Linked DNA regions of Homo sapiens: region 2 is linked to region 1. A link is an interaction called in ENCODE POLR2A ChIA-PET data of the cell type or tissue named here. Cell type or tissue: MCF 10A. All regions are shown on one strand. Each heading gives the region's core, and the rest is flanking DNA. Links, peaks and the distances in the headings are about the cores only.

What was found. ChIA-PET counts read pairs that join two places held together with the same protein. Peaks named below come from ENCODE experiments on the same cell type or tissue, not always from the same donor. Only the 100,000 strongest peaks of a DNase experiment are listed, where the experiment ranks them.
Region 2: POLR2A ChIA-PET joins it to region 1 with 9 read pairs; 3 of 35 experiments call an interaction of 5 or more read pairs at or near these places.

The regions. Positions count from the first base shown.
Region 1 is chr12:64,095,888-64,112,790 of GRCh38, reverse strand. It overlaps SRGAP1 (SLIT-ROBO Rho GTPase activating protein 1), which reads right to left. Exons shown (of 22, transcript NM_020762.4): 15 at 15,416-15,550; 16 at 3,754-3,859; 17 at 805-1,029. It overlaps LOC105369798 (a long non-coding RNA gene), which reads left to right. Exons shown (of 2, transcript XR_945018.2): 2 at 13,148-13,371. Among named protein-coding and RNA genes, the nearest start is that of KICS2, 120 kb to the left of the region's middle. In MCF 10A, for the core only: no CTCF peak of the experiment used is centred there; DNase peaks (open chromatin) are centred at 8,220 and 11,080.
Region 2 is chr12:64,029,921-64,046,823 of GRCh38, reverse strand. It overlaps SRGAP1 (SLIT-ROBO Rho GTPase activating protein 1), which reads right to left. Exons shown (of 22, transcript NM_020762.4): 5 at 3,852-4,034; 6 at 3,249-3,377. Among named protein-coding and RNA genes, the nearest start is that of KICS2, 180 kb to the left of the region's middle. In MCF 10A, for the core only: no CTCF peak of the experiment used is centred there; no DNase peak of the experiment used is centred there.

The sequences.
Region 1 (16,903 bases), core at 4,563-12,562:
CCGCCTGGCTTATTTCACTTAACATAATGACCTTCACTGCTAGGTATACATCCAAAAGAAAGGAAATCAGTATATTGAAGAGATATCTGCACTCCCATATTTATTGTAGCATTAGTCACAATAGCCAAGATGTGAAAACAACCTAAGTGTCTAGCACTGAATGAATGGATTAAAGAAATTATGGTATATCTACACAATGGAATATTATTCAGCAATAAAAAGAATGAGATCCTGTCATTTGCAGCAATGGGAGGCAATATTGCCATGCTAAAAATTTTATCCCCAAAATATATTAATATAATAAATTTGCTCAAAATGACCTAAAGGTCTAACTATAATTATAGCTAGAATTATATTCATTAGGAAGAGTGAAAATGAAAAGTTAAGAATGAAAATACATTTGGTTGACAGGGCTCCTTTAAAATGAGAATTTAAAAACACTTTATATGAAACCAAAACCTTTGATTTAGACTGAAAAATAAAATGTCAATCTGTTATCTTTTCTTGATTTAATGTAATGATAAAAGTTAACATAGCTCTACATAACATCAAAACCCTTTTTGTCTACAAAAACCACGATAGGGTAGATTTATTTGAAAGATAAGAGTCCTTGGAGAAAAGAGAGGGATGAATATGAGTTTCCATGGGTCTTAGTATTCTAAAAATTTATTTCAAGTTTTACTGCTTCTTCCTTTTAAGTTGGAAGCATTGGTGGCTTATGGGAAACTCTTTCTTCTAATCAAATTGATAGCTATATTTCCATAATTTTCGGTGGGAGAGGAGGACTAAAATTCTTAGACTTACCAATAGTCATCTCCAGCCATACATTTCTCATAAACAGGGCCATCCAGCTCTTTAGCATCTGGGAAAATAGTCTCATGGTGGATGATGATGGTTTTGATAATTTCATTCACATGTGCCTGGCAAGACACTTGATCCTGTATTTCTGGGACAGGCATCAATGTTGGGCCAAAGCAAATGGCCAGGTTATAAGGGTCCATCATATTCTCATCGCTGTACTGTGATAGACTACAAAAGGAAACAAGAAAGGAGTTATAAAAGAACAAAGAGAAAAAAAGGATATAAATGTTTAATAACAAGATACTTCAATACTTTAATAAGATACTTCAACTTTAAGTTGGCTCAGCAAACTCCAAAGAAAGTGAAATGACTTATGACCTTAACTAAGTAGAAATTGAGAGGGGATTCTAAGTCCTATTTGCTTAACTAAGTAGCATTTTTCAAAGTCAGGAGGGGGTTTAATATAATATTCACTACAATGGAGACCAGGATCACATAAATGAGTTTTATTTGCAAATGTGACGGTCAAGCTCTAAATGTTCCTCAAGTAAATTTAGGATACACAGTGAGGATTTCCATAAAGCTTTATGGATGTCTTTAAAATTGTCTTCTCCCCACTCAAATATATCTCAGATTTTTAGTTTTCTCCTATAAATCTTGGAGAAAGCCTAGAAAAAAACAAAGAACCTTTTCTTTGTAACTACTGAAAGGAGCCAATAACTCCAGGCTTTATAATCTGCTTTTGGGTAAGACATTCAACACTAGGTGACAACCAGTGTCACAAAAGCCATTATAAATACAAGAAAAGGGGAAAAGAATCCTCAGTTCTCTTATTCTATGCAAGGCTTGCAAACTGTGGGGGAGATTTCCAGTTGTCTAGTACTAATTTCTACATTCTACTCAATGGGTATTTGTGAAATATTTTCACAGTGACTCAAAATAAGCCAGCTCTTTATTGCTATGCTCCTTGTTCTAGGGAGAGTTTAGATATGTTATCTTTCAGTGTATAGAATGTCAATCTTGAAAGGAAATGTAAAATCCAGGTGAACATATGACAAATGGAAGGAGAAAAAGGAGACTCAACTACCTTTGTGAGGTGATGACAGATACAAAGAAACTGAGATACCACATGACATGATACTTTACCCTTTTTTTGGAAATAAGATAGTCTAGGAAGTAGAAAATACAAAAGCATAATTTCCATAGCTAACATATGTCTTTCCCTTCTGCCATTTCTCAAACACACAATATTTTTTAAAAAATCACAATAACAGTAAATGATCATATTACAGATCATCTTGAAAATGGAGATTCTGAATAAGAATGGCCTAATTTCCAAAAGACATACTTCAGCTCAGTGGAGACAGTCACAGTTAATCTTTCTGGGTCTTTAGTGCTGGCTTGCAAACAGAAACTTGATGTAAAAATGTTACTTCCAAGTTTTGATTTTGCAGTAAAAAATAATAGCTAATTTCTCTTTTCATAATCCCCATCCCAAGCATCCTGCCCTAGAGGCTGGGCCCTTGTGTCTGCATGAAGGCAGGTGCAACCAGCTAGGGGGCCTCTGGGTAGAACCACTGGAAGCAATAACAGCAACACCCATGGTGCATTTGCCATTCTTTGAGATGCATGATGAGTTAGGTTCAGGTTTTGAGAACTTTCTTAATTAACAGACTGCTTTCCTAGTCCATTATGGATTATTAGTTCACAGTGGATTTTGTTCAGGTGTGTCAGGAAGATTTGGTAGGAATGGTATGGAGGGGGCCAGCAGGAATGCAAGGTACTCCATCCTGGTGTATGGTGGTGGTGGTGATGGTGGGGCAACAGGCAAGCCTCTGGACTTTTAAAACTGCCTGAGTGAGTGTGTTTCCTTAAAGGTAAAAATGTATAGTGTCTAGCCTAACCATAGTTTAAACTTAACTCTCTAGATACTGCTTTTTTCCAGTGGTGATTAATGTACAAAGGGGTTGCTACTGTCGTTTGTGAATGTTTTAGGCACCACAGGTCAGCAGTAGAGTCTCATTCTGTATGGTTCTCTGCCAACATTTCCCTATTGTATGATACTTGGCTCTTGGGGTCAAGCTGAGTGGGTATGATTTCAGGACTAGTCAGCGGGATTGTAATAAATCACCGTGGCTTCTGAGAACTCCAAATGTCCCATGAAATAGAGAAAAGAAAATATCCGAATTTTAGGAAAGGAGAATCCATGCTAGCATGAGAAGGCATTTCCCCAAGTTTACTCAATAAGTTGATTCCCCCTGCATTTCTTTGTTTCCAGCTGCTTAGCTGAAATGTTGAATAGCAAGAGTACTCTTAGATAGGACTTGGGGAAGCTGTTCTTATAATGGAACCCATACAGCAGGAAGTAGCATAGCTGAAAATCAAGTTGCTGAAATTAAAAGAATAAAGTTCTTTGAAAATAATGTAGTAATTTAAAAGATTTGTTACTCTGTTTAGGAGAACATTTTGAGGTATTTTCTTGTTGATAAGGTCTCATTACAGTGAATTTGCAGAAATTCTTTTTTGGATCTGTGTACAGCTCCCATCTATGATTTTCTTCCATCCTCAACTACAATATTAAAAAGTCGCAGAAATTTTCCGCAATGAACAGCCAGTTTACATCATTTTGACAAAAACATTCATGACAGTTTTGGATGAAAGTCTGAAAAACACTGAATAACACTTCTCACTGAAAAGTTGTGGTTTTTTTTTAGTAATATTTAAATATCTTTGCATTTGTGGCCACAGTTTTTACATCTGGGGTAGGGCTTTCATCTATCAATGATGTTGATCTGCTGAGGAAAAATGTACCTTCAGTACATTTTTCAATGTATATTCAATCATTTTTCTCTTTGACTCTGCTGATAAATGGAACCCAACGTACATTTTACAGGATCGAAGAACAAAGACAGAATTCAGATGGGCCTTTTGTCAGAGCATTCAGGTACTTACTGATTGAGGAAGGCAAAGAGGTACCTCATCACTATAAGGACCGACCTGGGCAAAGTCAGGAGGAGTTTGCGGATGTGAAGCGCCCTCTCATAGAGATTATCTATTCCTACAGACAGAAGATGACATGGTCAGAGTCCTTTCACTTGCCACATTTAAAACAGAACACTGCAGTACATGTATTACCGGTACACATCTGAATATAAGCAACACCCTGCTCTTGTGTGAGATCCAATTGTAACCAAAACAGCGAATAAATGATCGGCTTGGGTATACCACCATTCCAGAGGGCATCTCCTCTGACCCTTACCGTTTTCTCCGATTTTCATGGACTTGGCTTTGAGTAATTTAGAGTCTTCTAGATTTAAAAACCATTTTTTCCTTTGCTGCTAATTCTAAATTTTGCATCTGATATGATTTCAACTTCTTGCTGCATGCTAACCAAAGTAGCTTTCTGGGGCATGGCACCTCTCCCCGAACTGTTATGCATTAATTCATCATATATTTGTCTATAATTATGATCCAGGCAATGTGCCAGGTTTAGAATCTCTCCTTTCTCAAAATTACCACTGCATTTTACTTATATGACTTTTCACCTTGTATTACATTATACCATCAATATTAGGAGAGCCCACCAGGTTTCAAGCACTAAGAATACATTAGCAATACAATTCCTGCCTTCATATGATGCATGTCCTGATGTTTATAGCTATTTATTTCCTTATCTCGTCTTCCCTGTGGGATGGTGAGCTCCCCCAAGACAGGATTACCTGAGACTAGTGTTATGCTACCTCTTTACCAGGAATACAAACTGTCTAAAGTGTCTGAATACTAAAGTGCTTGTGAACATCAGCAAAAAGGTTACTACTACAACACATTATTTGTATAATTCTCTATATATTTAAAAACACATTTTCACACTTGCTATCTAAGTTAAAAGGAATAATAAACTTTGCAGTAGGCAGGGCACACACTGTCATCCCCATTTATCAGATTAGGAAAATGAGAACTGGGCAAGTGGCATACCCAAGGTCAGCGGGCTAGAAGAGGCAGACCTGGGACTGCAACCTATGTGTCCTGTTTCATAAGTCTGTTTCACAAGTCTGTTTTCTGTTTCATAAGTCTGGTTGCCTTTCTTGGATCCCAAGACTACCACTTTGTAAAGCTGTACCTTTACAAAGTACAACTTTGAAGATACCCAATAAGCATACATTTGAGAAAATATTTCCAAAAAAGTATTATGTTTGAAAACAGTTCTGAAGCTTCCTATACTTTTATATCACCATATTGTTCTTAATTGCTTGAGATATTCATGAAAATACTTGAAAATTCTCAGTCCATAGCCTCTGACACCATAGTCAACTCATTCTCATTATTATTGTTGTTTTTTAAACCTTCTTCCACCTATAAATGTGGATAACTCTCAAAGATATCTACCTGGTTCTCCTCAATGGCAACCTCATCCAGTTGCAAGGTTACAAACATCACTTCTAAGATGATATCCTTGCTTCATTTTTCTCCCTTGAATGGGAAAGAAGTCCTGTAGTTTCTACTTCTAGATATCTCACTGCTAATTTTCTAACTGAAGTCTTGATTATTTCTAACTTAGACTATCAAAATACTCTCCTAACTCAGTTTCCCTTTCCGATTCCTCTTGTATCAGTGGTTCTCAACCTTGACTTGGATTCACTTGGGGAGATTAAAAATGCTGATGCCTGAGATTCTTTTATGCAGCCAGGGTTGAGAACCACTGTCTTAATTACTCTTGCTAAGCTTATTTCCCTGGAATCTTGAGTGCTGACCCCAGCTGTTTTCCACTTATTATCAAACTGGGCATTCTATTTTCCCTTTTGCATAGCTGAAAAGGTACGAAAAATCTATTAGGAATATTCTTGATTAACCAAGAATGAGCTGACAAAACAAGCAATAATTTATCAGGATTCCTGAGAAAAAACCACTTCCATTCCCACCTTTAAGTATGCCAAAGTTGGAACCGTAGCTCTGTCATCTTTTAGCAAATGCAATTTCAGAAACTCTTGAACCAGAATGTAAGTAAAACATTATCATGCAATTAACATTCTCATTCTTTCATTTTTATTCTTTCAATATAAATCTATAATTTATAATAGTGTGATCTTAGTAATACTGAATTGAATATACTACATTTTGCCTTTTTTATTTGTAAAATATTTCAAAATGGAGAAAATATAACGCTATGAACAAGGCAGATTAGGGTTACGTCTATTGCATACAAGCACTTTGTTAACATACTTCCCAGGCAATGGTCTTGATTTATTTTTCCCTGAAAAGAGGGAATAAGATGCTTAAAAAAGAAGTTATTCAACAGGTGTATAAATTCTCTCAGGCCACAATAACTCAATAATTAAGTTATCAACATTTCCACCCAGTTTGGTCCTGGTAGGATCAAGACATGTCCCAGAGTAAGCTGTTTATCTCCATGACAACTTCATGTGATATGTGCAAAACCACATTGTACAGAGAGGGAAGATGAAATGCCTAAACATGAAGTAATTTGCAAGTCATTGAGAATTTAATGGGAATTCTGTATCTTTAAATACTATTTCAACACAGCTGCATTATTATCTCATATCAGAAATTAACTGGTTGAATGCTTATTACCTAAAATAGCTGATTTTATAAAAAGTGTAATGTTGTTGCTGCTTTAAAGAAGACAAAGATGATTTAGCATACCTGTATCTAGAAAGTCTATCTCTAAAAATGAAAAAGAAAAAACTCTTCAAAAGCGAAATTATACATATTATGATTTATTCTTAAGACAACAATAAAACTTCTCCCGCTGTTTATTGAGAATCTTGGGTGTTTCAAAAGTGAAGTTTCCTCATTCTCCCAGCAAATCCTCATTTTAAAGTTAAGGTCGAGGCTAAGGTAAGAGAATTGCTTGAGCCCAGGAGTTCGAAGCTCCAGTGAGCTATGATCACACCACCACATTCTAGTCTGGGCAACAGAGGAATACATTGTCTCTAAAACAATTAATAATCATAAAGTTAAGGTCAACTATCAGGGACAGGAGTTTTGTAGCTTAACGCTAGTTTTAAAGTCCTAGAGTTAAAAACAAAAGGAAAGGAAAGGATGTAAAAAGAACCACTCTTACTATATTATTCATCTTTAATATTTGTCAAATCCCATAGACAGCAAGTCACTCTGGAGGCTACATTCTCTGTAACTACAGGACATAGGCATTAATTCCAAGAGATTTTGTTGTTGTTGTTGTTTTTGAGACAGAGTCTTACTCTGTCATCCAGGCTGGAGTGCAGTGGGGTGATGTCAGCTAACTGCAACCTCTGCCTCCCAGGTTCAAGTGATTCTGATACCTCAGGCTCCCAGGTAGCTGGGATTAGGAGCACCCACCACCATGCCTGACTAATTTTTGTATTTTTAGTAGAGAGGGGATTTTGCCACGTTGTCCAGGTTGGTCTCAAACTCCTGGCCTCAAGTGATCTGCCTGCCTCAGCCTCCCGAAGTGCTGGGATTACAGGTATGAGCCACCATCCCCGGCCTCAAGAAGTTTAATCTTAATTCAAGATCTTCTTGTTTCTATCTCTTGGTTCTAAACTTAGTCCCTCTACCTCTTAAAGGCAGTTTTAAAATTTTATTTAATAAGAATTGAGGGAACAAATATTTGTACAGCAGTTTCAGAGTAGCATTATTCATAATAACCAAAAGGTAGAGACAACCTAAATGTTCATCGACAGATGAGTGGATAAACAAAATGTGGTATGCACACACAATGCAGTATTATTCAGCCTTAAAAAGAAAAACATTTCTGACACATGCTGCAACATGCATGAGGCTTGAGGACACTATGCTAACTGAAGCCAGTCACCAAAAGAACAAGTATTATATGATTCCACTTATGTTAGGTACCTGGAATAGGCAAATGCATAGAGACAGAAAGCAGAAGAGATAAAGCCAGGGCCTGGGGCGGAGGTGCAGGAGGATGGGGAGTTATTGTTTGATGAGTACCGAGTTTCTGTTTGAGAAGATGAAAAAGTTCTAGAAATGGATAGTGGTGATAATTGTGAATGTACTTAATGCCACCGAACTGTACACTTAAAAATCGTTAACATGGTAAATTTTATATTTTTTATATATATATATATTTTTACCACAATAAAAGAATGAGGGGGCCTGTGGGATGCAAATGAAAGACTTCAGGGGAAAAGCAACAAGGACATAAGTGACACTAAAAAAACTAGATAAAGTTATATGAGGCAGATGTACATTCTCTTTAACTACAGTCAACACAAATCAAAGCAAAACAGAACTGCTGGCATTCCTGAAGTAGTAGCAAATCTGTTCGTCTCGAAGGCCTCTAACCGTGATGGCTGCGAGCAGGACTCCCAATTCTACCTGGCTGGCTGCTCAACAGGCGCGCAATGTGTATCCTACAGGAGCTTCGCTCTGGTACAAATGACTCATTTACTGTCCTGAGTCCAGTTAGTGGGCAAAATTTATGGTTGCTGCTGACACCCTGATGAATGTGTGTTCCTAGCTGGCTCTGAGTGTGGCAAATTTCACAATTTCATGCTGGAGGGAAAGATGGGTCTTTTCTTCCCCTCAGAAAAGTTGTCAGTGGGGAAAATCAGTATTTCACTTGGATTTCTTGTAAGCTGGGCTTTGTTTTCCACAATTCAAGGTCTCATGTAATTAGGTAAAAGTGGCATTCATCCAACCTTGATCACATGCTCAAAGCTCCCTGGGCTAATATATGTTTTTTTCCCAGCAATGCAAGATTCTCATGTTAGCGTCCCAACTTCCCAGCAGGCGGGTTAGATAGCTCCATGTAAATGCATGTGAAAAATTTACCATAAAACACAAGTTACTTCAGCAAATGGCAAAAAGTTCAAATGGTCATCACTCTGAAAATACTGGTTCTTCTGTGGACTATTTGTAGAAGTATTTGTTTGCCAGAAAATGAATAATAAATCACAAGATGCAAATTTCTCCTTAGGTATGAAGACAGGGAAGGAAATTCCTTGGCAGCCACATTTAGAAACCGTTTATTTAACAGTGGGTACACACATACTTGTGAGTTCCATAGCCTAACAGCTGGCATTCAAGATGAATGTATCAGTTTCAGGACATTTTTAGGTTCACACTAACAATGTCAAGGTGTTAATCAAACCTTTGTATATAATTGTTTAACAGACTGACTTCTGTGAATTAAACCATTGATTTCTCTCCTAAATAACAGCACTATAGAAATACATACATAGATGTTTCCTATTCTGCTGAATTATCATATTGAGGTTAGTAAAGAAACTGAGTCTTAGCCTAGAGAGCTTTACCTACTCAGTTCAGATACTCAGCCTATTAAATATTTTTAAGGATAAAGGAAAAATTAAGAACATTATTATAAGGCATCAAACAGAAATTTAGAATTCAGAGAGAAAACTACCATGTATGTCAATAAAGCTGAAAGAAATTTTTATAGCAAAAACATATATTGAGCACCAGAAAAAGAGTTCAAAAGCTTTTTTCATGAAATAATCAGAAAAGGCAAATAAATTTAGGTACTAAGAAGCTCATCATAGTATTTTGGTATAGTTGCAAAATCACTGGAAACAATCTAAATGTCTAAACTAGGGGATTTGTTACATAAAATAGAAATCATTATAGGGTCACTAAAAGCTATATTTTGAAAATAATATTATTGAGTTTTAAAAAAGTGGTTTATGAAGAGCCAGTATGGCGTGGCATAATTTTTTACAACAGCTTGGCCGGGCACAGTGGCTCACACCTTAATTCTAGCACTTTGGGAGGGCGAGGAGGGTGTATTGCTTGAGTCCAGGAGTTCAAGACCAGCCTGGGCAATGTTGTGAAACCCTGTCTCTACCAAAAAAATACAAAAATTAGCTGGGTGTGGTGGTGCACGCCTGTGGTCCCAGCTACTTGGGAGGCTGAGGGGGGAGGATCACTTTAGCCTAGGAGGTTGCAGTGAGCTGTGATCACGCCACTGCAATCCAGCCTGGACAACAGAGTGAGAGCCTGTCTCAAAAACAATTTTTTTAACAACAGCTTTATTGAGATATAACTAATATACCATATAATTTACCCATTTACACAGTTTAACAATGATTTTTAGTACACTCAGAGTTGTACAAGATCACCTCAATCATTTTAGAGCATTTTCATCACTTCAAAAACAAACCTCTTATCCATTAGTGGTCACTTGGTACGATATAATTTTTATGAAAAGTACATAGGAGTGTGTACCCACAAAATGGATTTTTTGGCAATCAAAAAGAATGAAGTACTGATACCTACTGTAACATGGATGATCCTTGAAAACATTATGCTAAGTGAAAGCCAATCACAAAGGACAACATACTGTATAATTCTATTCATATGAAACGGCCAGAACAGGCAAATCTATAGAGACGGAAAGTAGATTAGTGATTGCCTAGGGCCGGGGGTGGTGGTGGTTATGAGTAAACGGGGAGTAATTGCCAATGTTTGCTAACTGGGGTTTCTTTTGGGGGTAATAAAAATGTACTATAATTGATTGTGGTGATGGTTGCATAATTCTGTGACTATACTAAAAACCACTGGCCTGTACTCTTTAATGGATGAATTGTAGAGTATGAGAATTATATCTCAATAAAGCTGCTTTACAAAGTACATAGGTACTGTAGAAAAACTCTGGAAAGATACTAAAAACGTTATCACTATCTCTGTGTAGAGAAATTACGATTTGTTCTTAGTTTATAATTTTTCTACAGTGATAACATGTTAATTGCATAACATTAGGTTGGTGCAAAACTAATCGTGTTTTTTGCCACTAAAAGTAATGGCAAAAGCCGCAATAACTTTTGCACCAACCTAATAAATAAAGCATTGACTACTCATTCGATGATTTAAGGAATTATTGTTGGTTTTAAGGGTATGATAATGGTATTGTGGTTATGTTGTATATTAACATGAAACATAGTATTTGTTGTTGTTTGTTGTAAACAAAATGTGTACATGCCAGTGATTCTCTTTGGGTAGTGGAATTATGGAATTTTGGTTGACAATATTTTGTTCTATGTGCTTTTGTGCATTTTTCAGGTACTCTACAATAACTACATGTTGGTTTTGTGATAGGAAGAAAAATTCTCCCTTAAGAAACCGTTTCCTCATATCCAAGTAGTCACCTAAATAATAACACCTAATGTAAAATGGAATGAAAAAGTTTCATCTGGGCTCACAGCCTTAAGGCAGTCAGAAAAAAAAACATGAATTACTTGAGTGGCTTTTCTAGGGCAAGTCACTTGAACTTATGCCCTAGGAAATCTCAGAGCCATGATGCAGGGATATTCTACAAGCTGCCCAGACTTTGTGGGTATGACCTGGAGCATTGACAAAACCACTCACAAAGTGGATGGTTAAAACAAAACAAAACAAAACAAAATAACTCTTGGGTGAGAAACTGAGAAACTACCAAGTTTGCCACTTCAAATTTATGTTGCATTTGGTTTTACTATGTCTTCATCCAGATAAATAATCTTTAAAAAGAAATGTACAATAAATTGGGGAACAAATAGTGCATATTTTTAAAAAAAGAATGCTAAGATAAATTTCCTTTGACTACATATATTTGTAAGCTTCCAAAGAACGTGGTCACTCAGGGTCATAAAGCATAAACATGGCTGGATAACTACTCATCACACACACACACACACACACACACACACACACACACACACACCCCTTTCCCCAAACAATCCAAAAATACGGAAGCGAAAAGTAGTGGGTGCTACAGTGCCTTATGCAAACTCTTAGAAAAGATGAAAAGGGAAGTTTTTCTATACAAAATAACTGTCATGTGAAATTACTTTAATGGGGAAAATCAAACCCAATTACAGCAATGCTACAAGATGACAGGGGTAAAAACAATCTATCACTCAGATCTCTCTTTCCTCTAAAATTTCAAAATCTTTGTTTCTATCATATATTAACTTAGCCTGCATTTATTTGTAAATATCTTACCTTTCCTACTACATTTTAAGCCTCTTAAATGCAAGAATCAAGTCTCTGAATCCCTAGACAGTTTTATACATTGTAGACTATTAATCAACTTGGTTCAAATCGTCAAAAGTCTGCAATATTGATAAGGGGATACAATGATAAAAGATGTATTATGCTACTCAAAGGATTTATTGAAAATCCAGGAAAAATGCAGGAAAATCCAGGAAAAATGCATTATGGTCACATTGGTAAGAAAAAAATGCTTGCTTAGAGATAATAACATCCAAGAATCCTCTCTTTCTTAAGAGGTTACATGTTGGAGGAAAAGGGGTTGTTCTATAAAGAGGTTGTTAGTGTCAATATGTATGTTTTTGAAACACCTGCCATTCTGTAAAACTTTGCACTAAAAGTAACAAGACTTATGGGGAAAAATAGGATTGGGGCAGACTACTCAACATTTATGAAACTTTGTAACTACTGCACTAATGAAAACATTAACAATCCTATTAAAATCCAAGGATTATGAATCCATTGATTTTGATTAATCCATTGTTTTAATACAGGAGGGAATGTCATTGTAGCTTCTTCACTTGCACTTGAGCACTGTAGGTACCCTTACATGAGATATCTCCATAGATTTTTTCCTTGTAGTTTACATATTTGCTAAATATGACTCTAATTGTGAGAAAGCTTGACATTGATTGCTACAAGGTATTTAATGTGCTGGGAAAAATCATGCTGGAAACAATGTAACTTGAGGATAACACAAATATTTCTAAATTCACGTGAGTTAATTATGCCAAAGAAACACATACTTAGCAGAACAGACAGATTGATAAGTGGCCAACCCAGGTATTGGCATATGTGACCACAGTTTATAGTCAGAGTAATTGTAATAGTAGTAATGATGACAGCTTGCAACACTTACTGAGGGTTACTATGTGCCAGGCATGATGTGAAACCCTTTACATGGACTGTCTCATTTATTCTTCACATAGACTCTATGAAGTAGGTGAAGAAACAGCTATTTAATAAGATTAAGTATTAATCTTTGCCCAAGTTTATACAAAGTTGGAAAGTGGTAAAGCTAGGATTTGAACCTAGATCTTTCTGACTCTATGGCCTCAGTTATTAAAAACCACTATGAAATGATATTTTTCATCCAATAAAAGTGTGAAATGATTCTATAATGGTAACTGACAATGTGGCCCAACACTCTTTATCCAATTGGTACATGTACATGTTACAGCTGACATGATGTATGGACCTAGAAAACCACTAAGCATTGTACAGCACTTGTTATTTTTCCAGACTTAAGCTTTTTGGCTAGGATGTGAGGGAAATCTTTGGACATGGCCAAAGGAGAATTCCAGAAGTGAAACACCTCCTTTTCATTTCTTTCCAGCTGGGTCAGAGGTTCATTGTGATGACTCAGGCTACGCAAGGGCCGTGGAATGGACGTGCAGCTGTACTTCTAAATTCCAATGGGACATCAGACTGGGGAGGATTATGACCGGGAAATTCATACCCAACTGGAGCCAAGACTCTAGGCACTGATGCCAGACAAAGAACTCGTGGTGGAATCTTGACTTTTCAATTCATTTCATCTATAAATTCTATTTAACTTAACATGCTCCAGGAATTAACTAATTCCTAACCTTCGGGAGTGGACAAATGTTAGGGCTGCAAAACTACTCCACAAGCCTGTGGAGCTAACTGTGGGCACTCCATTGAGCATATTCTGTGCCAGGCACTCTTCTTGGCATTTTACACATATTAACTCACTAAATTCTCACAACCCTATGATGTAAGGATTAATGTTCCCCCTATTTTATAGGTGAGGAAACTGAGATGCAGAGAGCTTAAGAAACCTGACTAAGGTCACACAGCTGATGAGTATGTGACAGAGCTAGGATCTGAAGTAGGCTCTTTGAATCCAGAGCCTCTATTCTTAACCTACTGCCTAAACTCATTTTCTAGTAGTAGGAGACAGAGGGGTTAAAAAAATTATAATGCGGGGAGATCAGAAAAATTCTGGACATACGTACCCAATAGAATAATGGGAGAGGAGAAAGTGATTAATCCTGGTTGGAGTGGTGGGGAGGACAGAGTTGTGGGAGGAATGCCAATTTGGCAAAGCCTTCACAGCAGATGTTGAATGGTTATCATGGACAGCTGAGGAAACAGCATAGGCAAGTGGATGGAGGTGGGAAATGGCCCAGCATATGTACAGTCTGCTACTGCTGAAATATACAGTAAATATGGTAGGGTAGCAGGAGAGGGCTGTGCAGCAGTAGCAGAGATCAGAGAGAGGAATAATTCAATTATATGAATTGGCCATGCCATGGAGTTAGCTTTTTTATTTTTTTATTTTTTTTTGAGACAGAGTCTTGCTCTGTCACCGAGGCTGGAGTGCAGTGGCACGATCTTGGCTCACTGCAATCTCTGCCTGCCAGACTCAAGTGATCCTCCTGCTTCAGCCTCCCAAGAAGCTGGGAATCCAGGTGCATGCCACCATGCCTGGCTAATTTTTTATTTTTAGTAGAGATGGGGTTTTGCCATGTTGCCCAGGCTGGTCTCAAACTAATGGAGACCAAGCAATAAGCCCACCTTGGGGAGTTTGCTTTTATATTGAAATAGGTTTTAAAAAGGGGAGAAAGCAAGCAACCCAGTTTTTTTTTTTTTTTTAACTCTAGCTGCAGTGTGAGAATGCAGGGCCAGGGGGTAGGGGTTGGGAAAAGAAGGCAAAATCTAGAAGTAGAGTCCATTTAAGACACTCTAACTATCCCCAGTGAGAAACCAAGGTGATGGGGATGGGGAAGGAGGGATGAGTAGTGAGATGTTTTTTTTGAGGGCAGATCAATAGGACTTGTTGATTCAGATGGGGGGTGGAGGGACTGTACGGAGATTTCTTTATTAAGAGTAAAAAGTTGATTCTTATGAAGCCTAAGTGATTGAAGTCAGCTCTAGACTCTTGCTGGGAACTCGGACTTAAAAGGGACACTGTATTTTTAGATGCATGGATCTTGATTGTGGCTAATAATTAATTCATGGTATCATTATTTTCACCTTCCTTTGTATAGTGTCAAAAAGCCCCCACTGAAGTAAACAGCAATGCTTTACTTTGCCAATGATTATCGGTTTCATAATATGTCATACACAATCCCAGAGCAACTCTGCCTATTAGCTTGGGTTGCCCACTGACAGATAATTACCACCTGGTGTTCCTGCACTGTAATAAGGATCTTTGATTTCATTTTATCCATTTCTTGAAATAACATTGAAAGATGGATAAATTACCCCACTCCTAAAATTGGTTGAGAAAAACCAAGAATCAAAAGCCAAGAAAAGGTCACATTTCCCAGCTTACAACTTCCTCCTTTCCCTTAGGCAGCTGGCACCTGGCTTTCTGCTCAATTCCAGCCATGAGTGGGAAGCTCCTGGCTTTCTGGAGCCAGAGGATGTTCAGGAGGAAAGCCCACTCAGCCGAGGGTGAGGCCACAGCTGGGAGGATGACTCGCACTGGATCCAGAAAGAAAACAAATGGTCCCAGAAATATGGTGGTAATGGGGTAATGGGGGTGGGGGTGTATGGAGGGGGGCCACTGCCTTTTCCAGGAAGTTAGCTAGTGAAATAATTCTTGTGGGAAAAGATGAAAAAAATGTCCACTTACTGATACAAGAAATCAGATCGTTAAATCTTTCCTTAGGAAAGAGGGGGTTTTCCAGCCCACGGAAATAGAGCTTCAGAACGCCAGCAACTGAGTTAATATCATGGTTACTCTGGTCATCAGCCAAAGGATTTTCACCTAAAAAAAAAAAAAAAACTCATTACATTAACAGTGCTTCTTTTTCTCTGAACAAAAATATATTTCTATGAACATACACGTTGCTATATATACATGTATCTTTTAATTATGCTTTATGAAAGATTATATGGTACTAAAATTAAAATAATTGGTTTAGATATCCCACCCCATGATTAACCTAAAAACAGTTGACTAAAATAAAGCTTTTAAAATCTTATGCTACTAAATAATCCCTTACAAGTTACTCAAATCTTAAAATAAAATATTGTGGAATTTATAATTTTACCCAACCCCCACTTTTTTTAAGCTGAAATCTGTAATCTTAGTTTGACATGAATTCAAACACTACATCCTGTGTTTCTTACCCTACTGGGAAAAAGACACACCATAGGTCTGTCTGACTATGCTATATGGGTCAGCAAAATTTATCAGAAATGTCATAGGTGCCACTGAATTGTGAACACCTACAATTAAATAAGTAGGTATTTCCCAAAGTGGCATGGTGGTGTTCACAGCACATCTGAAGGCTGTCTTGAGCAGAGGCAGACTCTAAAATCAGATAGAGGAACTTGAAAATGTACCTTTCATGTTACCAAGGAGTTTGTATAAAAAGTGGGAATTTAAAAAATATATCACAAATATAAAATTATTTTTTTTATGGTAAACAACTTTAAAATATTAGGCAACTAGTCTGGTGAGCGTTTCTTTCTGAGAACTAAATTAAATTATTAGGCAACAAGTCTGGTTATTGTTCCTCTAGAGATAAAATCCTTAAGAAGTTCAACATAAAATACAACCTTAAATCAAATTCTGTTTTTTATTTACAGTTTTATGCTTCTCTTCTAAAGTTCACAAAAAGTGTGCATTGCATTTTAACGTATTTTTTTGCTTCTTAGGGCAATTTATTTTTAGGGATCTGTTGTTCTCTTTTCTCTGTTCCTAGGGCAAGAAATCACTGAACATGAATTTATCAGAATATAATAATTACTATTATTTTTGCCCACTGTGAGAAAGCCTCACCCAAGCAGATCACAAACAAATAACAAATACTGGGAAAATTTCCAAGGAAAAATGATCATGTATTTTGCCTGTGGTGGCTAGCACAGAACCTGATACTTTACCATATTTCAGCTTACCCTGAAGATGGCCAATGCATGAGACTTGGCACATGTGGCTGCTCTGCTCTAACCATCAATTTTTACAGTTTTGCAGGTGAGGAAATCGAGGCCAAATAGGAATTGAGCGACTTGACCCGTATCACATGATTGATTAGTGGCTGAGAGTCTGATATGATTCTAGGTCTGCCTGACACGAAAGTGTGCAGCTTTGCTAATTATAATGTGCTAATTGGAA
Region 2 (16,903 bases), core at 3,371-11,370, 65 kb after region 1:
TATCCATGACAATGATGGTAATGACTCTCAAAATCCTGATATGCGATTCCAGTCTGATATATCCCAAGAATATTGAGGATGCTCCTTTACATCTCCACACAGATGTCTGATAGGTATCTCAGTCTTCTCAGACATAGCAGGACTACTGCTCCCGCTTCAGCCTGCTTCTCCCCTGGGGCCCCCATCTCAGTAGATGGCATTATCAGTAACCTAGGAGTCATTTTTTAGGACCTCAACCTAGCAGTCATTTCTATCCTCTTTTTCACACATGGCAGCAAATTCCTGTGAGCTCTAGCTTCAATCTGTTTTGATCCTACCACTTGTGTAGGTCTATCACTACTACACCAGTCCAAGCCAGCATCATCTTTAGCCTGGGCAACCACAAAGACTCTTGCTATAGCTCCCTGTTTTCACTCGTGTCCTCCTGCCTCCTTTAGTCTATTTCTCACTCTGCTGCCAGAGTGAATCTTTAAAATGTAACCCAGGTGATGTCACTTCCCTGCTCAAAAAACCCTTCAATGGCTCCCCATCACACATAGAACAAAATTCAAACCCTTCCCTATCCAAAAGATGCTAAGTGATAGGGCTTCTGCCAACCTCATCTCCTAGCACCTTCCTCCTCACTTGCTCAGCTGCAGCCATCCTGGCCTCCTTTGCTATTCCATGAGCATCTTAAGATGGGAAGACACACCTCTGCCTCTGCACCCTTCAATATGCCAGTCCTTCTGTGTGAGGCATTCCTTCCCCAGATAGCTGCATGGCATTGCAGCTCACTCCTCTACTCAGGTATCAGGCTTTTCCTGGACACCCCATCAAAAGAACCACATCCATAGCTCTGTTTCATTTTTCTGTATGGCATTGTCATGACTTATTTTATATGTGTGTGTGTATACATGTACTTGTATGTATATAAATTCATTTATAGTTTGTCTCCCAACTCGTACATAAAATCAATAAAGATGAAGCCTTCATTTTATTCACTGCTGGATTCCCATTGTCAGGAATGGTGCTTAGCACCTTTTAGGTATTAAAGAAGTACTTTTCTATACACGGAGAGTTTTTCTTGTATTAAAGTTGGTTTGGATGGGCTGGGCACGGTGGCACGTTCACACCTGTAATCCCAGCACTTTGGGAAGCTAAGCCAGGTGGATCACGAGGTCAGGAGTTCGAGACCAGCCTAACCAACATGGTAAATCCCCATCTCTACTAAAAATACAAAAATTAGCTGGGTGTGGTTGCGCACGCCTGTAATTCCAGCTACTCAAGAGGCTGAGGCAGGAGAATTGCTTGAACCTGGGAGGCCGAGGTTGCAGTGAGCCAAGATTGTACCACTGAACTCCAGCCTACGTGACAGAGTGAGACTCCATCTCAGAAAAAAAAAAAAAATTGGTTTGGATTTAGCCAAGTACTCCAATCACTACGAAAATGAACCCCAATCAAAAAAGCAAGAAAGAATATTAGTTCTTTTATATTCCCTATACCTTGGAGAAACCTGACAGATTTAAGTTTGAAAACTGGGGTTATAAAATTCTTTATTTTTACTCAAAAAACTAAAATAAAATCTTTTATTTAGGAAATCTAGGGGCAGTGTAACAGAAAAAGTTCGTTTTATTTCATTAGGGTGCTGGAAGAAGTAAGTATTTAAAACAACACAAAAAGGTTCTGCATTTAAAATAATCAAGTGATTACTTGAATGAAATATTTTGTAATAAATGAAAAAAGAAAAATTTCCCTGGTTTTATTTATTACTACATGGTTCTATATAAACAAATTATGATATTATAGGATAAAGTTGTTTTGAGACGAAAAGAAAAAATTCACATCAGAGGTTGGGTGAGGTGGCTGGCCAGGCACAGTGGCTCAGGCCTGTAATCCCAGCTCTTCTGGAGGCTGAGGCAGGTGGATCACTTGAGCTTAGGAGTTCAACATTGGCCTGGGCAACATGGTGAAAGCCCATCTCTACTAAAAATACAAAAATTAGCCTGTGTGGTAGCATGTGCCTGTAGTCCCAGATACTCGGGAAGCTGAGGCAAAAGAATCGCTTGAACCCAGGAGGCAGAGGTTAAGTAAGCCGCGATAGTGCCAGTGCACTAAAGCCTGGGTGACAGAGTGAGACTCTGTCTTAAAAAAAAAAAAAAAAAAAAAAAAAGAGGCACATCAGAGTGTTAATAAGCTAAAAAATAATTCCTTCCCTCAACAATTCTTTTGTAGAAATCCCAAACTGTGGCTGAACAGTTTGGCACAGCTAAATACATGAGACTTAAATTCACCAGAAAAATGAAGTTGTTTTAACCTACTGTATGTTTAAATTATGACGGCTACTATGAGCCATAAAATATTCTATAATAAAACTGTTGAATCCAGGCAATACAAAGCAGTATATGAATAAAATTCCAGCAGATAACCCTCTGAACCTCTATGACTTTATCTGTGCTGTTTTTATGGCACTTAATCACTTGTTATCTTTTATTTGCAGGCAGTGGCATTTTTGGACATGGGATTTTTGTGTTTCATCTTTGCAGTCTCTTACAGTGTTAGCACAATTACTGGGCTACTCAGTACATGTTTTCTGAATGAAAGGATGAATTAATAATGTGGAGGGTTAAAGTTGGGGAATAATGGCAGTAAATGCTGCATACATATAATGAATATGTATTAGGAGAGCTCTAAATAAACCTAATTACTGCTTTTTTATATCATATCCTATGAGAGAATGTACAGAGACTTAGTTACATCTGTAAATGTCACTTATGTGCACTCTATTTTGCATCCCAGTAATGATCACAACTGTAATAAAGTAATCATCCATTTAATCATTTCTTAAGTATGTCTTCTCCACTTTAAATCCTAGAGGGTAAGGGCTGCATATGGCTTCTAAGAGCTTCAGCATCTCACAGTAGTGGGGGCCCAATAAATATATTTTGAATTAATGAATGCAGTTAGGGCTGTGCCACTGCATAACTTGCAAATGACTGGGCCCTGTCTTAGCTAAGTTTACCAGGCTTCTCACAGCTTCACAGAATCTAACCAGTTATTTTTCATTGGTTTTAGGATACACGCTTTTTCACATGCATCTTACAGATGATAGTGTCTTCATATTACGGATAATTTAAATAAAAGTATTTTTTTCTTTTTGAGTATTACGTAAAATAACAGTCTTAAGAAATGACAGTATTTTCCAATCAACGAAATATGGTTATTGTTAATTTCATTTTAATATGGAAAAGACAAAAACTTCAAGTACTCACATCAATTAAATCAGAAAGATCATGAATATAGTACTTGAAAACTGAGGCATTGGTGGCTTCAAGTGTTAGGAGATATTCGTTCCGTGCCTTAATTGATTTTAGCTTATTTTCTGAATATTTTGCTTGTCTCTGGAATGAAGAAGATCCAGGCATTGGGAAAGAATGCAAAGTCATTTTTAATCAAGACAGAGAAACATACATGCATTTTTATTAACCTTAACAATTTATTCCACATATACAAATGACCCTGAAAGTCCTTTGCCAAAAGTACATTTTGAATCTGATTTAAATAGCAAACTAAAATTACCCAGCTATGGGGAATAATAACAATGTATTTGGGCTTCAGGCCCATTTGCAATGAAATCTCCTTGTTAATATTCAAGTTCTCCACACTGTGTATTGAATACTTGGCATTCACCACTAAATGATGTCCAGCTGTTATTACATGATTTTTATATTTCCTAAACATTTCTCATTCCCATGGGAGGAAATGCATGTCTTTTCACAATAACTTACAATGTGTGGATATCAGCTATTGCATCAGTGTTCTTAGTATTGTCTCCTCAAATGAAGGCAGAAGAGCTCTGCAATCTCTTTACTTACTTTTTCTTTCATTTTTTCAATTTTCTTTACAGAGCTTCGCCGTTGATGTCTCTCCTCTAGTCGAATATGGAAGACTGGATCACCAGATCTCCCAATTTGCTTTTCCTCTTGTTTTTCGGCCTCTTTCAGCTTGCTCTCTGCACTGATGCTCTCTGCATGATACATATGGTATGTTTTCATCACCTGTGGAAAAGTGACCCAAATTGTTACAAGATGTCTGTCTGTCATTTAGAGAGTGAATGGGAACCATTTATACGACGTATATGATACACATACCACCTTCCAAATGGCAGAGGGGAAAAGTCAGATTGTCAGTAAAGTAAGTGAATTATGGACTACTGCTTCTACATAAAGCACACAGAAATATGCAAATTCATCTGCCAGGAAAAAGCACCTAGAGGACAGGATTTGGTGAAAAAATGATTTACGGAGTCTTATGCATACTTTTCAATGTACTTGAAAAGTTCTCTTAAGCTTAAAAGTATTTCTGTAAAATCTCCTCTACATTATTAATTTGCAGAATAAACCGTTTATTCATGGATTGATTTTAGCCCAACCCAAACCCAAATTAGTACAGTCTTTATTAAAGGAATTTTATTGCATAAAATCTATTTTTCAAAGTAAAAAATGTAAATATTAAGGTTCATACATAGTTTTAGTTGAAAAAACATTGTTTTTCTGACCACAAAGTAATATATATTTTTTATGTTCAATGTAGAAAACATTTATTTTCTTAAAAAAACAAACAAACAAAAACAAAACAAAACAAAAAAATAGGCCGGGTATGCTGGCTCATGCCTGTAATCCCGGCACTTTGGGAGGCCGAGGCAGACAGATCACTTGAGGTCAGGAATTCGAGACTAGCCTGGCCAACATGGTGAAATCCTGTCTCTACTAAAAATACAAAAAGTTAGCCAAGTGTGTTGGCACATCTGTAATCCAGCTACTCGGGAGGCTGAGGCAGGAGAATCACTTGAACCTGGGAGGTGGAGGTTGGAGTGAGCTGACATTGTGCCACTGTACTCCAGCCTGGGTGACAAAGTGAGACTCCATCTCAAATAATAATAATAATAATAATAATAATAATAATAATAATATAAAAGAAAATAAAGAAAATAAAAAGCAATCAAAGATAACCACTGACAAGATTTTAGTATAAAGCCTTCCAGCCTTTTCTCTATGAAAACACACACACACACATACACACATGTACACACATTTCTTCCTTTAAAAATGCCATATATGGCTGGCTACTGTAGTGAGGGGATGGCAGTTAAAACTAAGGGCAGGGCATGGTGGCTTCACGCTTGTAATCCCAGCACATTTTGGGAGGCCAAGGTGGGAGGACTGCTTGAGCCTAACTAAGAGTTTGAGACCCGCCTGAGCAACACAGCGGGACCGTCTCTACAAATATAAAAAAATTAGCTGGGCCTGGTGGCATGCACCTGTAGAGCCAGCTACTTGGGAGGCTGGGGCGAGGGGATTGGTTGAGCCCGGGAGGTGGAAGTGGCAGTGAGCTGAGATTGTGCCACTGCACTCCAGCCTGGGTGACAGAGTGAGACCTTGCCTCAAAAAAATAAATAAATAAATAAATAAATAAATAAATAAATAAAATAAAATGCCATATATGATTTCTCTCTTTAAAAAACTGAGATCATCCTACGTTTGTAATTTTTAGATTACAATGTCCTTTGCCACTTAGATATCAGCATATTTTCCTATATCATTAAATATTCTTCTAAACATAATTTTAAGTGCTACATAGTATTTGTCTATATGACTGTTCCATAACTTAATTCCCCATTGTTAAAAACTTTAGGATATTTCAACTATTTGCTTTATAAAGTTGTGTTAAAAACCTTTGATGTATATCTAATTTATTCTCTTAGAAATGATATATGTAATTTGAATTTTAATAAATTTAGGAATATATAGAACATAACAATTTCATAATGTATTAAAATTTACAGAATGAATCCTCAATTATTACACATTTTGGCTATATTATTGTTACAAAAAAGTTTGTGTACAAAATTGTGTCATATTTCCTAGGACAAATTTTCAGAAATAGAATTGCAGCATTAGAGAATATGCACATTTTTGAGACTTAGTAATATATTGCCAATTTTATACTCAGCTAATTAAAATAAACTGATCTATTGTGTTATCTCTGAAAGTATTTCAGACAACATAGGTGCTTAATAAATATTTTCTTAAATAATAAACAAGCTATTCATTATTTTTATAACGGTACCTATAAATCGGTATGTAATCTCTGTATTCTTAGGTACAGGAGAGTAACAGTCACAGATTTCAGAGTCACAGATTTTATCTGAAAATCATAATTTTTCCAATATAATTTCAGTATGCTTTCATATGTCAGACATCCGGGTGAATTCGAAAACCTGTGTATTTTGAGCACAATTATGCTCCTTAAAAGAAACAACACATGTAAGGTGTGATGACTCCAATGCAAAGGATGTATCGAGGAGCACACCCGAACTCGGCACCCAGTGCTAAGCATTTGTGGCAGTACTTTATTATAAATGATGTCAAATTCTCATCCCCAGAAGACAGACTTCATTTCATATGGAAATAACCACGTTACTCAGAGCCAATTTTATAACTAAGGTCTAAGAAGTTGAGAATAATGCAATGTTTTCAAGTAATGAATTTGATTTTTCTCATTTCAAGAGATGAGTTTTTAAATAGTTTGAGACCTGGAAGCATCACTGGAACAAATATATTTATTTAGGTTAATCCATATGAAATTGATGTTTCTGTAGGTTATTAAAAAGGTGGAAAATCAGCATTTTCTTATGGTTCAACTTAACACATGTTCTCAAGATGACTATTTTGAAGGGTAAAACATGGGGTTAACGAAGAACCTTTACTTATTTTCATAAAATCTGATGATGGCTTTCCTTAAAAATGTAAGCTGGTAAATCATGTTAAAGGCATTACAGAGCCAGAACAAAGTAAGGGCTAAAATATAAAGCACTGGCAGCTTTTTCTGAGCCGTGTGTAATTGGAAAGTTGTCTGTTTTTAGTAATTATTGAACCTGTCTGGGAGAAGTTTGGTTGGCTACTCCAGTTTAAAAGCAAAATAAAATAGCAGTAGGAAGCAGCTGAGCAGCTGGGAAATGAAAAGGGAGTCACCCCGCAGCTGGGCAAACAGCAAAAGGTCAACGAATCTACACACACCTTGCATTTCTTTCTAGGCTTGGCTCTTGTTATTCCCTGCCTGAAGCAAACCCACATACTATTATATTTGGGTCTTGGTTCCAGTTATATCTTAAAATGAGAGGGTGTACACACACACACACACACACACACACACACACGTTGCTCAGCTGTCTGTATTCTTGCTAATAGGAGTGAGGAAATGAGAACATGTGACTCTCATTACACTTGGATGAAAAGGCACCTCAGGCCACCCCGAGTATCTGAGAAATATTTCTTTTAAATAAATTATCGCAAAGAAAAAATCTGAACTTCTGACTCTTGCTTGACTTGGACACTGAGGACTAGTATAAACAGGTAGTTTGCACAAACTAAGCCTGAGAGAAAGGATACTGCGCTGACTGCCAGCAGGGTGTTCCTTACTGACTAGTGTGGGTTAAAAGGAAAACATTTGAGTCTGACCTAACGCTGGAAAGAAAAGAGTGTATCTCATCATAATGTGGTTCAGCACAATAGCTGAGTATTCTCTACCTAGTTCGGTGGTAATTTCCGGAAAGCAAATTTCTTTGTTGAGTTTTCCAATTTGTCTTAGGGTTTCCACTATTCACTAAAATGTTAACAGTTACAGTGAATGAATTTTAAAAGTTGGGGAGATAAACGCTAAAAGCTTTTTCGAGAACTCTAATTGCAGATAATGAATGCAAGTACAAACTGCATTATTTAAAATGTAAGCTGTTGACAGAAGTCAAATGTATTTTGTGTTTAAAATAACAGACAGTTCTCTTTCTTTTTCAGAGAAGTAAAGGAAAGCTTTTATTTTTTACAGGTGCATTTTGAATACATACTGCAAAGAAAATAACAGCTTCTCCACCAGCTTAATGCAAACACAAGCCTTTGCATACCAAATGACCTGACAGGCATATAGCCATGTAAATGTACTCCCATAGCATATTTTCCTGTTTGAATTCTTCTCTACTAAAACTTCATGCATAATTCTCCATTCAATACACCTAATTTATCTTTCTTGCTCCATTTTTCCTCAACTGCTGAAAAAATAGTCAAGTAGAAAACGACCCACGTCATGAATTTCCTTAGGAGATTGGGATATCCTATATGATAACTTGCACAGAAGTTAATATTTTTTTCTTACTGACATGGCCATATCATGTATCTGACACTACTCTTATAGTTTAAATCAAAATAATAAAAATACCTGTAGCAAATTTAATGCTTCGTGTTAAGAAATCACTATATATCTGAAAACTATATGTGTTGGAGAGATCAATAGATTAATGATATAGTTTCTACTTTTTGACTACTGGCTCAAAAGTTAGAAGACACGGATCCCAGGAATGGATCTACAATTACTAGGTGTCGGGAAATTATTTAATGCCTCTTGATTACTTTACAAGGTCGTCATGGATGCCAAATTGTGTGTCCCTGTGTGTGTATTTTTTTAATTTAAATTTTATTGAGTATTTACTATATATATCTATGTATACAATATATACAGATATGTACATATATACGTATAATTTACTTTAGCAAGCATTATATAATGCTCACTATGTGCTAGACATACTTTTCAGCATTTTACGAATAACATATTTAATCCTTCTAGAAACTCTTATGAAATAAGTACCTTTATTCTTCCCTTTATGTTGATGAAAAAACTGAGGCAAAGAGAGGTTATGTAACTTGTCCAAGGTCACACAGCTGGCACAGCAATGGTGGGAACCCAGACAGCCTGGCTTCAGATGAGGTGTTTGGGACTGCTACGCCATAACCTTTGGAAAGTCTAAAGTATCATACAATTGGAAGGCCTCTTTATCTAAGGGATACAGTCACTCTTAGTTATATGTAGGAATAGAGGAAAAGAGAGGATGAAAGATATTTATGTATTCAACATGTGCTTGGTGCTTACCACCCATAACCCACTGATGGGTGTGAAAAGAAATACTTGGTTTCCATCTTCTAAGAGTTTAAAATTTTGGAGACTAAAAAATGGGCCTTTGATATTCTGATGGGCACAGATGAAGGGAGGGCATCCAGGCTAGAAAGATGGTACAAGCAAAGTTCTAATAAGGCAGGGATGCGGGAAAGCACACAGGTGAGGTGGGCATGAGCAGACCAAGATGGCAGAGAAGGGGTCCAGGGAAGAACTTGGAAAGTAGATGGTTGGGTAACAAGCTGAAGGATAAGATTAGATAAGTTGGCATGGGCCAAAGAGTCTTGAAACCCCCACTAAGAAGGGCATAATGTATTCTATAGGTGTTGGTGAATCCACAGTGTTGCAGACAGTATGGTCAAAGCAGTGTCTTAGTAATAACATGGTGGAGATATGCAGGATGGCTTGGGGTGACTTCATTTAGTACGGAGGAAGAGGGAATGGACAATAAGAAAAAGAATCCACGATGACAGTTATAAGGCCTTTTCCCTGTTACCATTCTCTTTGACCTTTTCTTAAACTTGACATGATTCCCTCTACCATGGAGTTCAATGCTATCAGACTGGTCCCAACACCCATCCAAGCAGCAATTTGTGTACCACTCTGAGTCAGTCACTCACGGCTCCCTCCCCAGAATTTATATGTTCCTGCCTCTGCAGCTTCTCCCAAGCAAGTCCCTGAGCTGCTGTCCCCCAGCACCTCCTCCTTTTGACATTTGACCCATTCTCCATGGCAAGCTTAAATCTCACCTATGGCTAAGTGTTCCCTGGCTTCTCAGCCAGAGGGATCTTATTCTTCTGATTGCCAAGACAAGTATTGTCTTTCAAGACAGCTCTTCATTCAGAGTCTTCAGCACATAGCACTTTAGCTATATGTCACAGATCTCTGTGTACCACCCAGATTGTGGACTGTCCTGTAAGAAGAGCCAGGGTACCAGTCATGTTTATGTACCTTCAGATTCTTAAAACTGTCTCATATACAGTATGAGTAAAATAGGTGAGAATCAAATGAAGGATAAGAACCCATTTTATAGTAAGCTTGTCCATCCATTTATTCACTTAACAAATATTTATTAAACATCTACAATGCATCTGGCATTGTTCTTTTCTATCCTCGGCTTCCAAAATAGCACCAGCAATAAATACCTGGGATTGGACTAATGGGATGACAAATAGTTCTAAGTCATTTGTGAAATATGGTTAGTGTTGGAATTTATGGCCTCTCAGAAAAGAAATGATGTGGTGGTTTGGCAGGGAAGGGAGATGAAAAACAGTATGTTAGTGACAATATTTCCTAACTCTATATAGCCTGCTGCTTCACTAAATCCATTAATCACTAAAAGCTCTTCTGAGAAACTACATTCTTTGGGTTTCTTATCAACTACCTAAGATAAAGATCTATTTTCTACAATCAATACATAAGAGGACTCTAACTGTAGCTGAATTTCTGCAAGTGCCAGACTAACCAAACCACTGGGGTAATACCACAGCCTTGGAAGCCCACGCCCATTGTTTCCCAGGAAACTCTCAGGTGCGTGGGGAAAGCCACCAGGGCCACCTTCAGCTGAACCCCAGGAACCTAACACAGCCACAGTACCTCCCTCCAGGTCACAGCCTCTCTTTGGGCAAGCTGTCTCTCTGGCGGCTTGAGACAGTGGTAGTGGGCAGGAATTCCCTCAAAAAGAGCACTCAGGACACGTGTGCCATGATCTTTACATCTGCAATCTCCAGTCTTCTTGCTCTTTAGTATACCTGGCCAAACCCGCTGATGAACACAGACTCTGGAACCAGGAAGACCTGGATTTGAGTTCCAGTGCCATCAATTCTTAAGTGGGCAAGTTTCCTAATGCCCCTGAGCTCCAGTTCCTTCGAGGTAAAATGGGGATGAAATGACAGAATGTAAGCACACAGCACGGTGGGTAGTTATGATTCTTGACAGTGTCTAAGGTATGATGTAGAAGTAACAGTGCAGGCTTTGGGCCTTCATATCCAGGCTCTAAGCAGATAGGTGCAGGCCACTGTCTCCCAAAGGCAAAGCAGCAGAGAGAACTGAGGTACAATAAAAGCAGACCAACAGATGCCTTTTTGCTATTTCATGTTGAGAACTGGGCTAGCACAAACCTCATAAAAACTAAAACAATATATCAGTAAGGATGGCCTTGGAGGCGACTGCAAAGACACACATTTATAAAACACTCCTGAATTCACACTTTGGAAATGCTTTTGGCCTGTCTACACACACCTCTTATAATTAGCGCCTTTTTCAATGTATGGTGACAGTTACTCTAGAATCAGGTAGACATTAGCCCAGGTTTCAGGGTGCAATGTATACTGATTTTATTTATTCATCCACCAAACAGCTACTGAGTGTCTGAATACCAGACACTGTGCTAGGCCTTGAGACTAGAGATGAAAGACATAATCTCTCCCCAGTAGGGGTGACACAAAGGCCAGCCTACTCTTACTGCACTACAAATAGGAAGTGGATATATGCAGAGGTGGGAGAGGGGCAGTTGCTGGACTTCAGGGTAGGCTGAGTGAGAATTAGGTAGAGAAAAATTCCCAGGCTTCTTTGTAATCAGCTTATATTTAAGTCTGGAAGCCCATTTAGGGAGAGAAAAAAATGGATAATATATTTCATTTATATAAAGGATATAAAGGCATGAGAAGCCAGCCCTTAACATACACCTACAATGGATGTCTCTGTTTCTCAGTTCCCATCCCATCCCCCACCTCCCACTTAAGGCCTGCAAGTGAAACCAGAAAGTTTTTTTTCTTTTCTTTTTTTTTTTTTTTTCTTGTTCCCAGCATCAGGGCTGAAAGAGTTGCTGATCCCTGAGGTCATGAGTGGCCAGCAGGACTGTTACAATGATAAACTTTCACAAACCCACCTTCTCTCCCTGGGCCAATGTGGCTCTTCATAAATCAGTGAAAGCAAAGTTTACAAAACTTCAATTACACTTGCAAAGCAGCATTTATAGGACAATTCAGTTTGAGTAGTAGCATACTCATGGTTAAGAGCTCCGACTCATGAGACAGACTGCCTGGGTTCAAATCCTGCCTCTGCCCTTACTTGCTGTGAGGTCTTTGGCAAGTAACCTAACCTTTCTGTGCCTCAATTTCCTTACTGTAAAATCAGAATTACAATATTACTCACTGCCTAAGGTGGTGGGGGGGATAAAATGTGTTAACACATACGAAGAGCACAGAAGAGGCTGACATATAAGTGCACAGTAAATGTCAGCTATTGATATTTGAAAAGAATGCCATTAAATAATTCATTTCAATAACAGGTCATAATTTTTCCATGATTGGAGGGATTGTTGTTTCTAATAGAGGTAAAAGGAAGAAAATCAGCAATATTTCCATTTATATACTACTCTGCTTTTGCACTGCTATAGAGAACCACCTGAGACTGGGTAATTTATAAAGAGAAAGGATTAATTGACTCACAGTTCTGCAGGCTGTATAGGAAGCATGGCTGGGGAGGCTTCAGGAAACTTACAATCATGGTGGAAGGTGAAGGGGAAGCAGGCATGTCTTATGTGTCCAGAGAAGGAGGAAGAGGGCAAAGGGGGAGGTGCTACACACTTTTAAACAGCCAGATCTTGTGAGAACTCTATCATGAGACAGCACGAGCAGGATGGTGCTAAACCATCAGAAACCACCCCCATGATCCAATCACCTCCCACCAGGTCCCACCTCCAACACTGGGTATTACAATTCAACATGAGATTTGGTTGGGGACACGGAGCCAAACCATATCAGTGAATATGTTAAGAATTTTAGCAAAGCTCTTTATTTATTTATTTATTGAGACAGAGTCTCACTCTGTCACCAGGCTGGAGTGTAGTGGTGTGATCTCGGCTCATTGCAACCTCCACTACCCCCTCACACCGGGTTCAAGCAATTCTCCTGCCTCAGCCTCCTGAGTAGCTGGGATTACAGGCGCCTGCCACTGTGAGTGGCTAATTCTTGTATTTTTAGTAGAGATGGGGTTTCACCATCTTGGTCAGGCTGGTCTTGAACTCCTGACCTCATGATCCACCTGCCTTGGCCTCCCAAAGTGTTGGGATTATAGGCGTGAGCCATCGCACCCAGTCTTATTTATTTATTTATTTCATTTAGATGGAGTCTCGCTCTGTAACCCAAGCTGAAGTGTAATGTCATGAGCTCGGCTCACTGCAACCTCCGCCTCCCGGGTTCAAACGATTCTCCTGCCTCAGCCCCCAGAGTAGCTGGGATAACAGGCATTCGCCACCATGCTGGGCTAATTTTTGTGTTTTTAGTAGAGATGGGGTTTCACCATGTTGACCAGGCTGGTCTTAACTCCTGACCTCAGGTGATCCGCCCCCACCACAGCCTCCCAAAGTGCTGGGATTACAGGCATGAGCCACCACACCTGGCCACAAAACTCTTTAGAATGAGCAAATAGACCAAGGTGAACAATTAAATAGCATGAGATACGGTCTTTAGGGCAAGTTTATCAAAGGAAATTTGAGATACGTTGTGACTCCACTGAAATGAAATCAGCATAACAGTTTGAATTTATCATCAAATTATATTTATAATCCAAACAAATGCTTTGAACAAAAGACACTGTCTGGGACTCTGCACCCTGCTGGCTAGGGACTGCCAAGTAACCAAATGACAGGGCAAACGAGATGCAGGGACTAAGTAAAACAAAGGGAAAAATGGAGAACACATATGCAAAGGGAGGAAATAAAGCTAAGAAACATCACAGAAATAATCAGCTTCTGTTCACTGTAGTGTTAATACTTTTGTTTCAGGAGTTATCATACAGAGCGGCATTTTTTTTCTTTTTTGGGGATTTAAAAAATATTTTTATTTGTAATTGACACAAAAAAATTGTACACATTTATGGGGTACAGTGTGATGTTTCCCTCTACACATACTTTGTATAATGATAAAAAATGACTAAAAAAGGTAATGTAGATAAAATGTTTGATGCAAAAATAACATTAATATTATATGAAAATATGTACATTGCTAAAAAGTAAAAGCACTGATACTCATACATTTAGATGGGTCAAATAATGCAGCAGAAAATTCACAGACAGGCTAAAGAAATGTTTGAAATGTGCTCAAGATCAATAATAAGTGAAGAAACATGAGGCAGAATTTTTTTTTTTTTTTTGCTTTGAAAGCTCATCTCACTTGTTTGTAATAGGAAATCACGTCATCCAGAATTTAAAAAGTGACTGTGGGGGCTTGTTGTCAGCTGTCGGGGGCAGGACTTATGTGCAGAGCTAGGTCCGTGGCTCTGGTCAAGGCACTGCCTTGGGTCACTCTGTGCTGGCCCAGGCCTGCTCCATGCCTGGCTGCTGGATAAACCAGTTCTCTTCTGACCCACAAAGCAATCCAATGGTGGGGCAAACTCAGGATCTCTCTCAGCCCAGAGATCTGACTGATGAGGCAGAGTTTTTAACTATTTGTAAAAAAATGAAAGTATCTCATACTACCATTGACACAGCCAGGTGGGAGGGGGTCACTGGAGAAACGCCAACTGGCCTGCCCATGGGATGGAACCTCGGCAAGTTTAGGCCCTTTGCAGTGGGAAGGAGCTGGTCCCTCCTCTTCCTGTGTAGAACCTGAGATTCAGTCTTCCAGTGGGAGAAGCACTGGAGCATGGGACACTGTCCCAGGGAGAGTTCTGTTTCCCCCTTTTCTTCCTTTTCACCAAATAAAACCCTGTCTTACTCACCATTCAAATTGTCTGTGAGCCTAAATTTTCATGGCCATGGGACAAAGAACCCTGTCTTTAGTTGAACTAAGGAAAAGTCCTGCAACACCATAGCATATTGAGATTTTGCCCCTAGTAAATTTACAGAGTAGCATTTTTAATGGAAAGGTCTATGAACAACAAACCTGGATTTTGGTCCTGGCTTTGCTGCAAAATAACTCTGTAACCTCAGCCTTTCTGACCCTCATCTATTAGAGATGACAACATGACAACATGAGGTCTCTCTACAGGATCAAAATTAGGGAGACAATCAAATCTAACTTTATACCTCAGGCACTTTGAAAAGTGTAGGATGAAAGACAAAGTACAAAGTAGAGGCGTGATCATAGAGGGAAAAATTGATCACATAACTTCTGGGTGCAGAAGGCTTCCTTTCAAGAGAATTTTAATATATCCTTTAAAAGGAGAATATCTGATGAAGCTCAGAGGAAATAGTGTAGGATGACATTTAGGAGTAGTATATGAAAACAGTGTCCTTACTGTTATTCCAGTTTTTATTTTCTGTTGGAGCCTTCAGTCTCCCATGCAGAGACTGTGTGACTCTAGGGCAAGGTTTATGTAACTCCTACAAAGGAGGTGGTTGGTTTATGTGCCCTCTTGGATCGTTTCTAACTCTAAAATTCTACTGATATTGAATCCATGATTTCAAATTTTTATCTCATAGTAACTAAATTCTGTAAGAATTTATTATTTGGGGAAACATATATAACATACTTCTCAGTGTCAGGGTAGATGGCAGCTATTTTTTTTTTTTTTTTTTTGAGACAGAGTCTTGCTCTGTCGCTCAGGCTGGAGTGCAGTGGTGTGATCTCGGCTCACTGCAACCTCCTCCTCCCAGGCTCAAGTGATTCTCCTGACTCAGCCTCCCAAGTAGCTGGGATTACAGGTGTCTGCCACCACACCCGGCTAACTTTTGTATTTTTAGTAGAGACAGGATTTCACCACGTTGGCCAGGCTGGTCTTGGACTCCTGACCTCAAGTGATCCACCCACCTTGGCCTCCCAAAGTGCTGGGATTACAGGCATGAGCCACCATGCCCAGCCAGCAGATAAATTTTAACCAAAAGAAAAAGCCAGTATAACAACAAATTGTACTAATTATCTCCTTCTGGTTCTGTTGACCTGAGACAGCAAGGAGTCCACTGTGCTATGCCAGGGATATAAGATTCCTCCGGGAATTCTCCATGGGCTCCAAGGCCATAACTCATCTGCTTTGCTGAACAGAAATTATATCTAGAAATGAACAATGCCCCTATAGTCTGTCTAGCACACTGTTAAATTGATGAACCTTATACAGGGATATCTATTACTCTAGTGACTTTAATTAGCTCCCAAACTGATTATCGATCAATCAGCAAGTGCTCATTAAGGAGGAAAACCCAGGAGCTATTTGGTCTGTGTGGGCTGACATACTTACAGATATGCTACATGCTTCTATTTTTGATGGTTACATTTAAGTTAAATCAGGGCATTAGTCATCTTTTTCAAAATGCTAAATTTAACCATGATTTTTAAATGTTAACATAAATTACAATTAGTTTCATAAGATTTTGGTACTTTAATAAAACTAATGAAAAAGGATCAACTTACCCTAAAGAAGATAAATTGTTTTATGCCTTATTAAAAAGAAAATGTTTCTATTTGTAATGAAAGTAAAGTGTACTTATAAATCTTAATCTGCACTTGCTCTTTCCAGCAGTTATTGGAGGCAGGCTCTACTTTAAGTCTTTGAGTCATAGGTGGGGTTATTGGTTTTGTTTATCTCTAAGGAACTCTTGATCAACATTCATATTCATCAAAAGTTTCTCAAGCCCTCTACTATGTATAACAAATAGGCCTTGTCTTATTGGACTTAATTAATGTTCTATTGCTAGAAATCCAATTATGTTTTCTTCTTTATTGATTTATGCTAGTTCATTAGTTCATAATTTTTTATAAACATAATTATCAATTTGGTGTTATACTACAGTATCTGCCCACTTCACAATTACCAGAGATTTCGACATGAAATAAATGCTATTTTATCCAATAAATTCTAATTTAGCAAAAGATTCTTTTCTCTCAAGTACTCATTGTAGTGGGGTAAAGAGAGAATGGTAAGGAAATGGGATTTTAAGAAATCTCAGTTTAATGCTTTGTTTATTTATTTATTTATTCAT